2 separate regions of the Mus musculus genome follow, and region 2 is linked to region 1. Evidence: chromatin loops called from intact Hi-C (ENCODE). Cell type or tissue: heart. All regions are shown on one strand. Each heading gives the region's core, and the rest is flanking DNA. Links, peaks and the distances in the headings are about the cores only.

Region 1 (5,418 bases), core at 325-5,324:
AAAGAAAGAAAAGGACTTTTCAAACTGAACTAGCAGGCAAAGTACAGAGCCAGATAAGGAAGCTGGCTGACTAAATAAATGTAAAAACATAGTTTTAGCGGTCAAAATGATTAAGCCTGAAGCTACCAAAACAGTATTAGCTGTTCTTAGAGAAATAACCATAACAAGATTAGCAATTCTCCTGCCCCCTACCCCACACTGAATTCTGACAAAGACCACAAACCACCCTGATCTTGTTGCGAGAATTCCCCTTATGTTAATAGCTGTGACGTTAATAGCTGATCCATAAGTTCAAAATGTACTATTACTTTGCTGACCAAATCATAATAACCCACCATGGGGGCAAGCAAAGTGAGTCACTAGGCCAAAGGGTTACTTAGTCACTATACAAACCAACCAATGCCTAAAAGGGTTACTTGCTACACCAATGAGAACCATGTTGCTCAAATCTGCCCCTTAAAATGGTATAAAAAGTGTGTTCTTTCTTTGTTCTTGGTCTCTCCTCTGGCCCGCATGCTGAGAGGGGAGTCCCCAACATGTTGGATCAATAAAAATCCTCATGTGTTTTGCTGCGATGGCGGCAGTCTCTGTGGTCCTTGTGAGTAAGGATCTTTTGGAACTACAACAACCCCAACTAACCAGGGCCCCAGGACACCAAGTTCATCCATATGCACCCCAACCAGTTTGAGGAGGTCGCGTGGTTCAGCTGTACCTGCACATCAAGAAGCCTCGCAAGGAGGACCACTACCGCGCTACCAAAGTGGGGTTCTGGCTGGAGCTGGTCCGGCACCTCAGTACCATGATGCTCCCCCCACCCTGGCTCCCGCGCCAGGCCACAAGGTGCCCTGCTGTAAAGTCATCCTCCGCGTTCTCGTCCTCCATCGCTCCGGGTTCAAAACTGCCCAGGTAGGGATGCCTGGCTGGGGATCCCGACCTGGGCCCAGACGGCTCTAGTATGATTACTCAAAGGAGTTGAGCATGAGGATTAACGGTGGGAGCCTTCCTCAACATCTTTGCCTTCGCTACACTCTACTACAAGAAGGACAGTAGTGCCAAGAGATGCACTGCAAGCCGTGCCCTCTCCACCTGACGCCACGCGGGGAACGACATCAAGAGGGCAGACAGGCTGGCGAACTGGGTCACGAGTTCGATTCCCACACCAAAAGCCCCACCGTGGCCCCATCAGGAAAACACCCCAGGACATGAAGAGTTGAGGAAGAGGGCAAAGGAATGTGCAAGACTTGGTGGTGGGCGGTGGATGCCAGAATGAACTGGTTTGAACCAGACTGAACTGGACTTGACCGGTTTGAGCTGGGTTGGAACCAGAGGAACTCATGTCCAAGGAAAAGCCATGGAGTCCTTCCTGGTACTTGGGTTCAGCTACAGATCAAGTGCTTAAACTTTTTTTTCTTTTAGATCAAGTCCAGTCCCAATATGGAGTATGCTTGGCCTCTCAATATGATTGTATATATAAGCAATCCCCAAACTTCTAGCAAAGAACTCCTACAGCTGATCAACAACTTCAGCAAAGTGGCTGGATAAAAAATTAGCTCAAAGAAATCAATAGACTTCCTTTACACAAATGATAAACTGTCTGAGAAAAAAAATAGGGAAACAACACCCTAAAGAAAGAAATTGAAGAAGATATCAGTTAGATGTAAACTCTCCCATGCTCAAGGATAGGCAGGATTAAAATAGTGAAAATGACCATCCTACCGAAGGCAATTTACAGATTCCAACACAATTTTTTATAGACCTTGAACAAGCAATTCTCAACTTCATAAGAAACAAACAAACAAACAAACAAACAAAAACCACAGGAGAGCCAAAACAATCCTGAGCAATGAAAGAACTTCCAGAAGAGTCACAGTCCCTGACCTCAGGCTGTAATAAAGAGCAACAGTGATACAAAACACCTGTGTGATACTGATACAAAAACAGACTCACAGATCAAAGTAAATGAATCAAAGACCCAGAAACAAACTCACATACCTATGAACACTTGATCTTTGAAAAAGAAGCCAAAATTATACAGTGAAAAAGAAAGAAAGAAAGAAAGAAAGAAAGAAAGAAAGAAAGAAAGAAAGAAAGAAAGAAAGCAAGCACCTTCAATAAATGGTGCTGGTCTAACTGGCAGTCTGTATGTAGAAGAATGAAAATAGATCCATATTTATCATCTTGCACAAACCTCAAGTCCAAGTGGATCAAGGATCTCAACATAAAACCGGATACATTGAGTCTAATAGAAGAGAAAGTGGGGAAGAGCCATGAACACGCTGGCATAGGGAAAATGTCCTGAATAGAACACCAGTGGCTCAGGCTCTAAGATCAAATATTGATAAATGGGACCTCATGAAACTGAAAAGCTTCTGTAAGGCAAAGGGCTCTATCAACAGGACCAAACAGCAGCCTACAGATTGGGAAAGGATTGTCACTAACTACTTATGGTAGAGGCTGTGGAGTAAGGGGAATACTTCTTCATTGCAGGTAGTAATTCAAACTTGTACAACCACTTTGGAACCAAAGTGTGTGTGTGTGTGTGTGGTAATTAGATTTCCTCCACAGGCAGTTGTATTGTTCAATAATACATAATGGGCCTCTTTCTAATATGGGTGCCGTGTTTTCCTTGTCTTTTTGCACTGTTTATGAAATCTATGTGTAGCAGACACTGCGTACATTATCTTTTATTCTTAAAAATACTCTACTATAGTCCTTATGTTCTATATAAGGAAGTTTATAAATAAACGGTTCAAAGATTCTCCCAACATCTCAAAATTCAGAAAAAGTTGAGTCAATGTTTCCAGACCAAATTTTTTTTTCAGGACCCAAAGCCCTCTCTTTGGACACGAATTTTCTTATTCCTATACATTCTTTCATTTCAAGGCTTTTCTTCTTCCAGGTGTCCTATAAATGTGCAAGGACAACGTTAATTTTACTGATTACCCTCACTAACACTCGAATACTTCCACATCTAGTTTCAAGCTTGCAAAGACAAACAAATGATTTTATTTAGTTAGTTCCACAGAGTTCCCATTGTCCACTTTCTTGCCAGAGGAAAACCAATTTTTTTTTAAAGAATACTCGTTTCTGTCGGTACTTTTATGTGTGCGGCTTTCTGGAGGGAACTGAAGACACAGAAGGTGGGCGGTGAGGTGCCCCCAGGTCGCCCTTCAGCTTGTGTAAGGGTTTCAGGCTGGAAAGCTCAGGCCAGAGTGGGAAGCGATAACCACTTACCAGTAACCGACCACTGAGCACCGCCGCCTGGAGACTAGAGCGGCCCACGTTGTCGCGCGGCTCCCTGACGTCACTCGACCGCGCTGGCTCCGCCCCCAGCCCAGGCTTCCGGCCGGAAAGCTTGCGGTTGTTCTACGTGAACCACGCCTGAGTGGCGCAGGGCTGACCGGAGGCCAACTGCTCTGCAGTATCAGGTGGTGCCCGCCAAAATGTCTCACTTGGAGAGCATGGTCCTCTGTCGAGAGGCCCAAGTGTCCACTTTGCAGTCCCTGTTTGGAGAGGTATTGTAGTCAGACTGCTTCCCAAATGCCAGAGGCGAATGCGTCCTGGATCCGTTCCGTTTGGGGGGAGTACTGTGTGGATTGCGAGGCGGTAGGCTATCCCCCTTATGTTAAGATGGAGGTGCGGTATGACTGCCCCACACTTACCCAAAGAAACTTCTCAGTCTATTTTAAAGGAGACTGCAGAGGAAGAGCTGGCCTGCTCTACAGGACGTCGGCTAGGAAGTGCTCCTTTTACTTGGACCACACTTTGGAGATTATGTGAGCCCCAAATAGCTACTGCAAGTTGCTGCAGAACAGGGTTTGGGTAGGAAGTCTGTTTGCAGAGTGTTTACTAAACGCCAGTTCGCCCGTTGTAGTGAGGTATAGATTGGGTCAAATACAGAGAGGTGATTGGCTTCAAGGCCAATTAGGGTAACGCTGTGGTTTAGCCTTTAAAATCCTTCAGCTTTTCTAGAATTATAAAAGCCAGGAGAAGTCTCGCTTGGGTTTCTCTCCCTGCCGACCAGATGAGATGATTTAGAGGGGAGAGGTTAGCCTCTGAAGTGAACACAGGCTGAAGTAACATTCATTTCTCTCAGTTGCCTTGCATTGTGCTCATTAATTAGAATTGATTGCACTTGGATCTTATCTGGGAGATGAGCAAATACAAATAGCCATTTAGTCTTCCTTTAGAAATGTACTTTCATCCAGCAGAGTGTCGGATCCAGTGCGTCTGTGGTGGCAGATGAAATAGTCATGGAAAAGTACTTCCCTCCATCTAAAAGGCGTCATGTTAGCAATTCTAGAGGTCAGCTGCATCTGTAGTTCCTAGTTATAATGCTTTCAGTTATAGTTACCTATATTATTGAAATGTATAATTGTTTATGCTCTGTACATTCCTTCATTGGACTTGATAAACCCAGATTATTCTAACCAAAAGTACTCCTCTTTTTTTGAGGAATACTTTATTAGCAAAATAAGATAGGTAGGGCTGATTTAGCAGTGGGTCCCAGAAAAGGCTTCACCTTTGCTCTTATTTAATACTACATCTAACAAAAACAATATTTTTCTTCAAGGAAGTTTGCATGTGGGAAATACAAAGAACCACTATAGCAAATAGCTACAGAAGAAAAAAGAGCTAGCTATGCTCGTAGAAGACTAATTTATATGTTTAGCAAGTGTGTATTTTCTGAGCACTGGCTCTGTGTGTGGCACTGTGCCAGATTCAGTCTTGTGGCACATGTTGGGGAAAAGTTAAGTGACAGTGGAGTCAGAGTTCATTTCAACTCTAGGTGACAATGTGAACGTTGTTTAAAAGGGGAGCATGCTGGTTAGTTTTGCCCTCGTGGGAAGAGAGAACATAACTGAAAACAAATATGCCTCCAACAGATAGTCAGTAGGCAAGTCTGTAGGACATTTTCTTGATTAATGATTGATGTGGGAGGGCCCAGCCCACTGGGAATGGTACAACTCCAGGGAAGAAAGCAAGCTGAGTAAGTCATTAAGACACCTTCCTCCGTGGCCTCTGCTTCAGTTTCTGCTTCTAGGTTCTTGCCTGGAATTCCTGCCCCAACTTTCCTTCATGATGAACTATAACCGTCAAGCTGAAGTAAACCCTTTCCTCCACAGGACGCCTCTGAGCATGCTATTAATCACGGCAATGGAAGCTTGTATGGGCAGGGAATACTGTAGTAGGCTCCAAAGAGTAGATGTATACAAGTGTGATGGGATTCCAGATTTCATCTAGCTTTGGAAAGAAAGAAAAACAAAAAGTCATGAGCTTCCTTTTTGCTTATGAAATGATACCTGAAATTATTTTAAAAATTTATGTCTCCCCAGTAGATGTTTGAAGCCATCAGAGTCTACCCTGTTTGACACTGGTATCTGTGCTGCTCAGTCGCTTATAATTTTATAGGATAAT
Region 2 (5,418 bases), core at 179-5,178, 1.2 Mb before region 1:
AAGGGTTAAATAAAAATAAATATAAATCAGAATTGACTTCACAAAGTTGTCTTTTCATCTCCACAATCACGCCATGGCAGGCACACACCCCCACACACAATACATACATACATACATACATACATACATACATACATACATACATACATACATTCATACATACATACATACAAACCAAACAACAGAAACACTACAAGGCCAGCAGGATGGCTCATTTGGTACAGGAGTTGCTGAAAAGCCTGATGCCCTGAATTCAACCCCTGGAACTCGCAGTGTAGAAACAACTTCTGCAAACTGTGTGTCCTGAGATGTGCACACACACACACATGTGTACACACACAGACACAAAGTGTAAAACAAATGCATACCATCTGTCTGCTGCTGGGTATTCCTTCTCTCTCTTCTCCTTGCTCCAGAAAACATTCTTTTCCCTTTGTTCTATTTAATTTACATGAATTAAAATATTTTGGTGCTGAGGGTGTAGCTCAGTGATAGTGTGCTTACCCACCCTAAGCAAAAACCCACATTTAATTCTCAGTTCTACAAAAATAATGAATCAATAAAGACACACTGGCCAGCAACATGGCTCAGCAGGTAAAGGCACTTTCCATCACGGCTGATGTCCTAAGTCTGAGCTCAAGACACACATGGTGGAAGACCAGAGCTAACTCACAAGTCCTCTGATCTCCACACATACACTATGGCATGCAAACACACACACACATACACAAAAATAAAATGAAATAAAAAACTTTATTTAGAAAGAAGAATTAGAAGATTGTTTGCAGACATGAAGAGCAAGAGGCCACTGGTAGGAGAAATAAAACAAGGCTAAGTCTCAACTTCCAAACTACTAAATAAATAATAATGCCTGCCTCAGCCTATAAAGATTAAAAAATGAAACTAAAGTTCATGCTTTCAGACCAAAACTCTATTGTCTACTTTATATATTAACAGAATTGGTTTTTCTGTATCTAAATTTTAATAATATCTGACATAGATGGGAAGTTCAGGGTCATCTTCAGCTACATAGAAAGTTTAAAACCAGCCTGGGGTACACAAGACACAGTGTCTCAAAACACAGAATAATCCAACTGCACTCACGTCCTGATAAGAAGATAATCTTTAGAATCATCCATAAAGCCAGTAAGTTGTGGTGTGTATCCACAGACTTGAGCTCTGTATCTGAGGCGGCTAATGCTACCTTCACTTGAAACAAAACCCACACGCACCACATGTAACTATTTAAAGGTGCGTACTACATTCTGAAGCATGTGAGATCCTTCAAAACTATACAGAGATTTTTTATTACCTATTTCTGTCTGTTCATTTGCTTTTGAGAAAGATCTCATGTATCCCAAGCTGGTCTCAAACTTGCCATGTGGTAGTCAAGGATGACTTTAATGTCAATTTCTAATCCTCCTGCCTCCACCTCTTGGGTGCTGGGATTACAGTCATGCACCATCATACTTAATTTTATCTGTTGTTTCTTTTTTTTTTTAAAGATTGATCGATTGACTGATTGATTATATATAAGTACCCTGTAGCTGTCTTTAGACATACCAGAAGAGGGCATCAGATGGTTGTGAGGGCATCAGATGGTTGTGAGCCACCATGTGGTTGCTGGGATTTGAACTCATGACCCCTGGAAGAGCAGTCAGTGCTCTTAACCGCTGAGCCACCTCTCCAGCCCTTATCTGTTGTTTCTTAAGACAGGCTGGAGAAATAACAGCTCTTGTCGATTTTGTAGAGGACCAGGGTTGGATTCCCAGAGCTCATATGTGAGTAGCCTAGAACCGTCTGTAGTTCCAGTTCCAAGTAGGCTGAAGCTGAAGCCCTCTTCTGGCCTTCCGTGGCACCAGACATGCATAGTCACAGACATCTAAATTTTAAAAGCACAAGTCTAGGCTTCACTATTCTTGCCCATAACTTTAAAAAAAAAGAGCTAAAAACCAAATACACTAATATTTGTGTACAATATTTTAGATACACTATAATTCTGTGACCTAACCTGATCTCCATATCATGGTAATCCTCCTGCCTCAGCCTCCTAAGGGCTGGGATTTCAGAAGTGAGCCACACCTGGCTTGGCAGATTTTTATGTCTCTTCCCTTTCATTTTTTATAAAGAGCCTGCACACTGTCGCACAGCAGTTAACTGAGCCACTGAAGACACGGACAAAGTCCTTAACGAAGTAGTTTGCACCTGACGCTCTAAAATGACAATTCGGCTGATGTCAAGAGTCAAGGCATCTGGGCAGACAAAAGTAGAGAAAGTTTGTTTGCATTTTTTGGTTTGTTTCCTTGTTTGTTTGTTTGTTGTTTTGTTTTGTTCTGCTTTTCCCCTTTTGGTTTACAAATGGGCTGGCAGGTATTTCCTAAACTTTTGAGATTTTATGTGTGTAGGTGTTATATGTATGTCTGTTTACCACATTAGTCAACGTACATAGAGGCCAGAAGAGAGCATTGAATCTCCTAGAACTATAGTTACAAGCAGTTGTTAGCCACACTGTAGGTGAAGTCAGCTCCTCTGAAGAATATCAAATTCTCTTAACTGCTAAGCCCATTCTGTCTGCTGCTTTGTTTGTTTGGTGGTGTAGGGCTCAAGTTCAAACCCAGGGCTCCCAAAGTTCTAGGCAAGAAAGAGCTCTGGCACTTTAACTTCCCAGGCCACTTCAGGCTTTGGGTTTTGTTTTGTTTTATTTTTTTTAATTATTATTTATTTGTTTAAGGATTTGTTCATTTGATTTATGTGCACAGGTGTTTGCTTCCGTGAGTTTATGTGTACCATGTGTGAGCAAGAGCCCTGGGATGGCAGGACTGTACATTTAGACTTCTAAGACTGAAGTACTGAGCTGTCACGTGGGTTCCAGGAACTGAACCCAGGTCCCCTGTAACAGCAGCAAGCACTCTTAAGCACCAAGCCATCTTTCAAGCTTATCAGAAGCCAACAGTAAGAGCAAACTTCCTCCTGGGAGCCACATGGAAATGTGGGCACCCTTTCTCTTACTGTCAAGGTCACTGAGCTTAACTGTTAACATAAGGGCTTTTTAAAAAATACTTCAGGCTGGAGAGATGGCTCAGAGGTTAAGAGCACTGACTGCTCTTCCAAAGGTCCTGAGTTCAGGTCCCATCGACCACATGCTGGCTCACCATCACCCATGATGAGATTTGACGCCCTCTTGTGGTGTGTCTGAAGACAGCTACAGTGTACATAGATATAATAATAAATAAATCTTTAAAAAATACTTCAAAAGCTCCTAAAGAGGTTGGGCATGTGACATCTGTGAAATAGAAGACTGTGGATCTGGAGTCCAAGGTCATCCTTAGTCACACAAAAGTCTGGGGCGAACCTGGGTTACGCTCCACCTTGGTTAAAGAGAGAGAGAGAGAGAGAGAGATTGAGAGAGAGAGAGAGAGAGAGAGAAACAAAAACAGCCCCTTCAGGGTGCTGGATTCCTAATAACCTGCTACGCTTATCTCAAGTGAAATAACAAATATCCAGGAGTCTGACATAGTTTCCTGTCCTAGGTACTGGGTCTTTTCCATGTCACCTACCCAGACCAAGCCCTGGGACCTAAGGTGTGGGCTACCTGCAGCAAACTGTAATTACTTACTCACTGAAGGCAAAAGTACAATTAACCTATTATCAAACCTCTTCCTAGAACCCAGTAACAGTGACCAGCATAACCCCTCTAAATACCTGATAACGAGCTGACAGTTCATTAAAATGGCAGGTCCCAGTGAAGCCAAACCAGTCACTGTCCTAGGAAGGAGCGTCAATGTGCTCTTTCTATATTTCACAGTCTTAGAGAGACAAAAGTCCACGTGCAAAGATAACTAATATTTATTACTGTTTAAACATTGTACAGAAAGAATACTCCATTGAAAAGATAGCAGACTAAGAAACTCTTTTGCAGACTCTGAAAAGGCGAGCTTCGAAGGGCAGCTAGACAAAAAGAACTAAGGGTTTAAAGCCTGCTTACTTTTCACGTCTGTGTTCTTCGTTTCGTCACCACTCTCGGGGCAGCACTGGCAGAAAAACAGGTGTGGCAAACAAGTTAGACTGAAGTAAGTGGAATTCATACAGCGCTCCGAAAGGTCCCATACTGACGGGCGGAGAGGTCCTAGGCGCCTCTCCCAGGGGCATGCCTGACACTACTGCCACCTTCCCAGAGGTCTGGACCACCTCCCCAGGGTCCGAGTTACTCTGCCCGGGCACCGAGGCCACTTTCCCGCCAACTCTCAAAACTGTCATCTTCTGGGACATCGGACATTGCACTGTGACTACCTCCCCAGGGACTCCCTTGCCTGCTTCCGGCCGTGGGAACCACCGCCAAACCACTTCCAAGGTAACCTGTCCCCGGGGCGGAGGTGGGGTCTGTGCCACCTCGCAGGGTCACCAGCGTCCCTTCCCCGGGTTTCCAGGGACGCCTCACCGGGGCTGCCGGCACTTCGCCGATATCGTCAGCCGCAAGCATCCTGCCTCCGCACGAATTCTGGATTCCATGCACCGCCAGCCCGGCCTGCAGAGTCCGGCTAGGGAACACACAGACTGGGCGACCAGACCAGCCTTCTGGGACGCAGGGTTGAGCGCCACCTCGACTTCCTATCACCGACTCTCTGGTTCCGTTCTCTTGGCCTAGAGAGGCATATCTGCGCGCCGCTGTCCTGTTCTGTGGCGCCCCCTGCTGGTTGGATGTCATGTTGGCCGCTCAGGGAACCTGGCAGCCCTACTGCTTCCCAGGCTGCTGAGTTCTGTGCAGGAGCTCTCTCCACTTCTTTGGAGTTACTAAAAATAAAATTCGGCCCTGGCATGGTGTCTCACACTTGGAATTCCACCGTTTGGGAGGTGAAGGCGGGAAAACCAGTAGTTCAAAGTCAACTCCAGCTACACACTGAATTCAAGGAGGGGAGAGGAAGGAGGGGAGGAGAAAATACTCATGATACCCTTAGGATGGTGAGCCACAAGTCGGGAGCGGAGGCGGGAAGATTGCCACTAGTCCCTGCCAGCTTGCTCTATAAAGTGAATTCGGTATCAGCTAGAACAACACCTATCTCAAAATGGCTCAGCGCATAAAAGCATTTGCCACCAAGACACCGGAGTTCCATACTTGGCCCACGTGGTACTAGGTAGGAGTGTCAAAGTGCTCTTTCTATATTTCACAGTCTTAGAGAGACAAAAGTCTACGTGCAAAGGTAACTAATATTTATTTATTTATTTATTTATTTATTTATTTATTTATTTATTTATTTATTTTTGGTTTTTCGAGACAAGGTTTCTCTGTGTAGCCCTGGCTGTCTTGGAACTCACTCTGTAGACCAGGCTGGCCTCGAACTCAGAAATCCGCCTGCCTCAGCCTGTAACTAATAGTTATTACTGTTTAAGCGTTGTACAGAAAAAAATACTCCATTTAAA

Evidence for each region. Hi-C counts contacts between places; a loop is a spot of excess contacts. Peaks named below come from ENCODE experiments on the same cell type or tissue, not always from the same donor. Only the 100,000 strongest peaks of a DNase experiment are listed, where the experiment ranks them.
Region 2: a loop joins it to region 1, with 3 times the contacts of the local background. A loop is called at or near these places in 2 of 42 quality-filtered maps.

What each region holds. Positions count from the first base shown.
Region 1 is chr5:22,548,289-22,553,706 of GRCm38, reverse strand. Orc5 (origin recognition complex, subunit 5) reads left to right here and starts at 3,369. Exons shown (of 14, transcript NM_011959.3): 1 at 3,369-3,515. The coding sequence starts at 3,444. It overlaps 6030443J06Rik (RIKEN cDNA 6030443J06 gene), which reads right to left and starts at 3,294. Exons shown (of 3, transcript NR_102315.1): 1 at 3,235-3,294. In heart, for the core only: a CTCF peak has its summit at 3,278; a DNase peak (open chromatin) is centred at 3,326; H3K4me3 peaks cover 2,011 bases; H3K27ac peaks cover 1,637 bases.
Region 2 is chr5:23,786,903-23,792,320 of GRCm38, reverse strand. It overlaps Rint1 (RAD50 interactor 1), which reads right to left and starts at 4,610. Exons shown (of 15, transcript NM_177323.4): 1 at 4,439-4,610; 2 at 3,986-4,031. The coding sequence starts at 4,480. In heart, for the core only: a CTCF peak has its summit at 3,180 (motif pointing left); a DNase peak (open chromatin) is centred at 4,660; H3K4me3 peaks cover 1,620 bases; H3K27ac peaks cover 1,483 bases.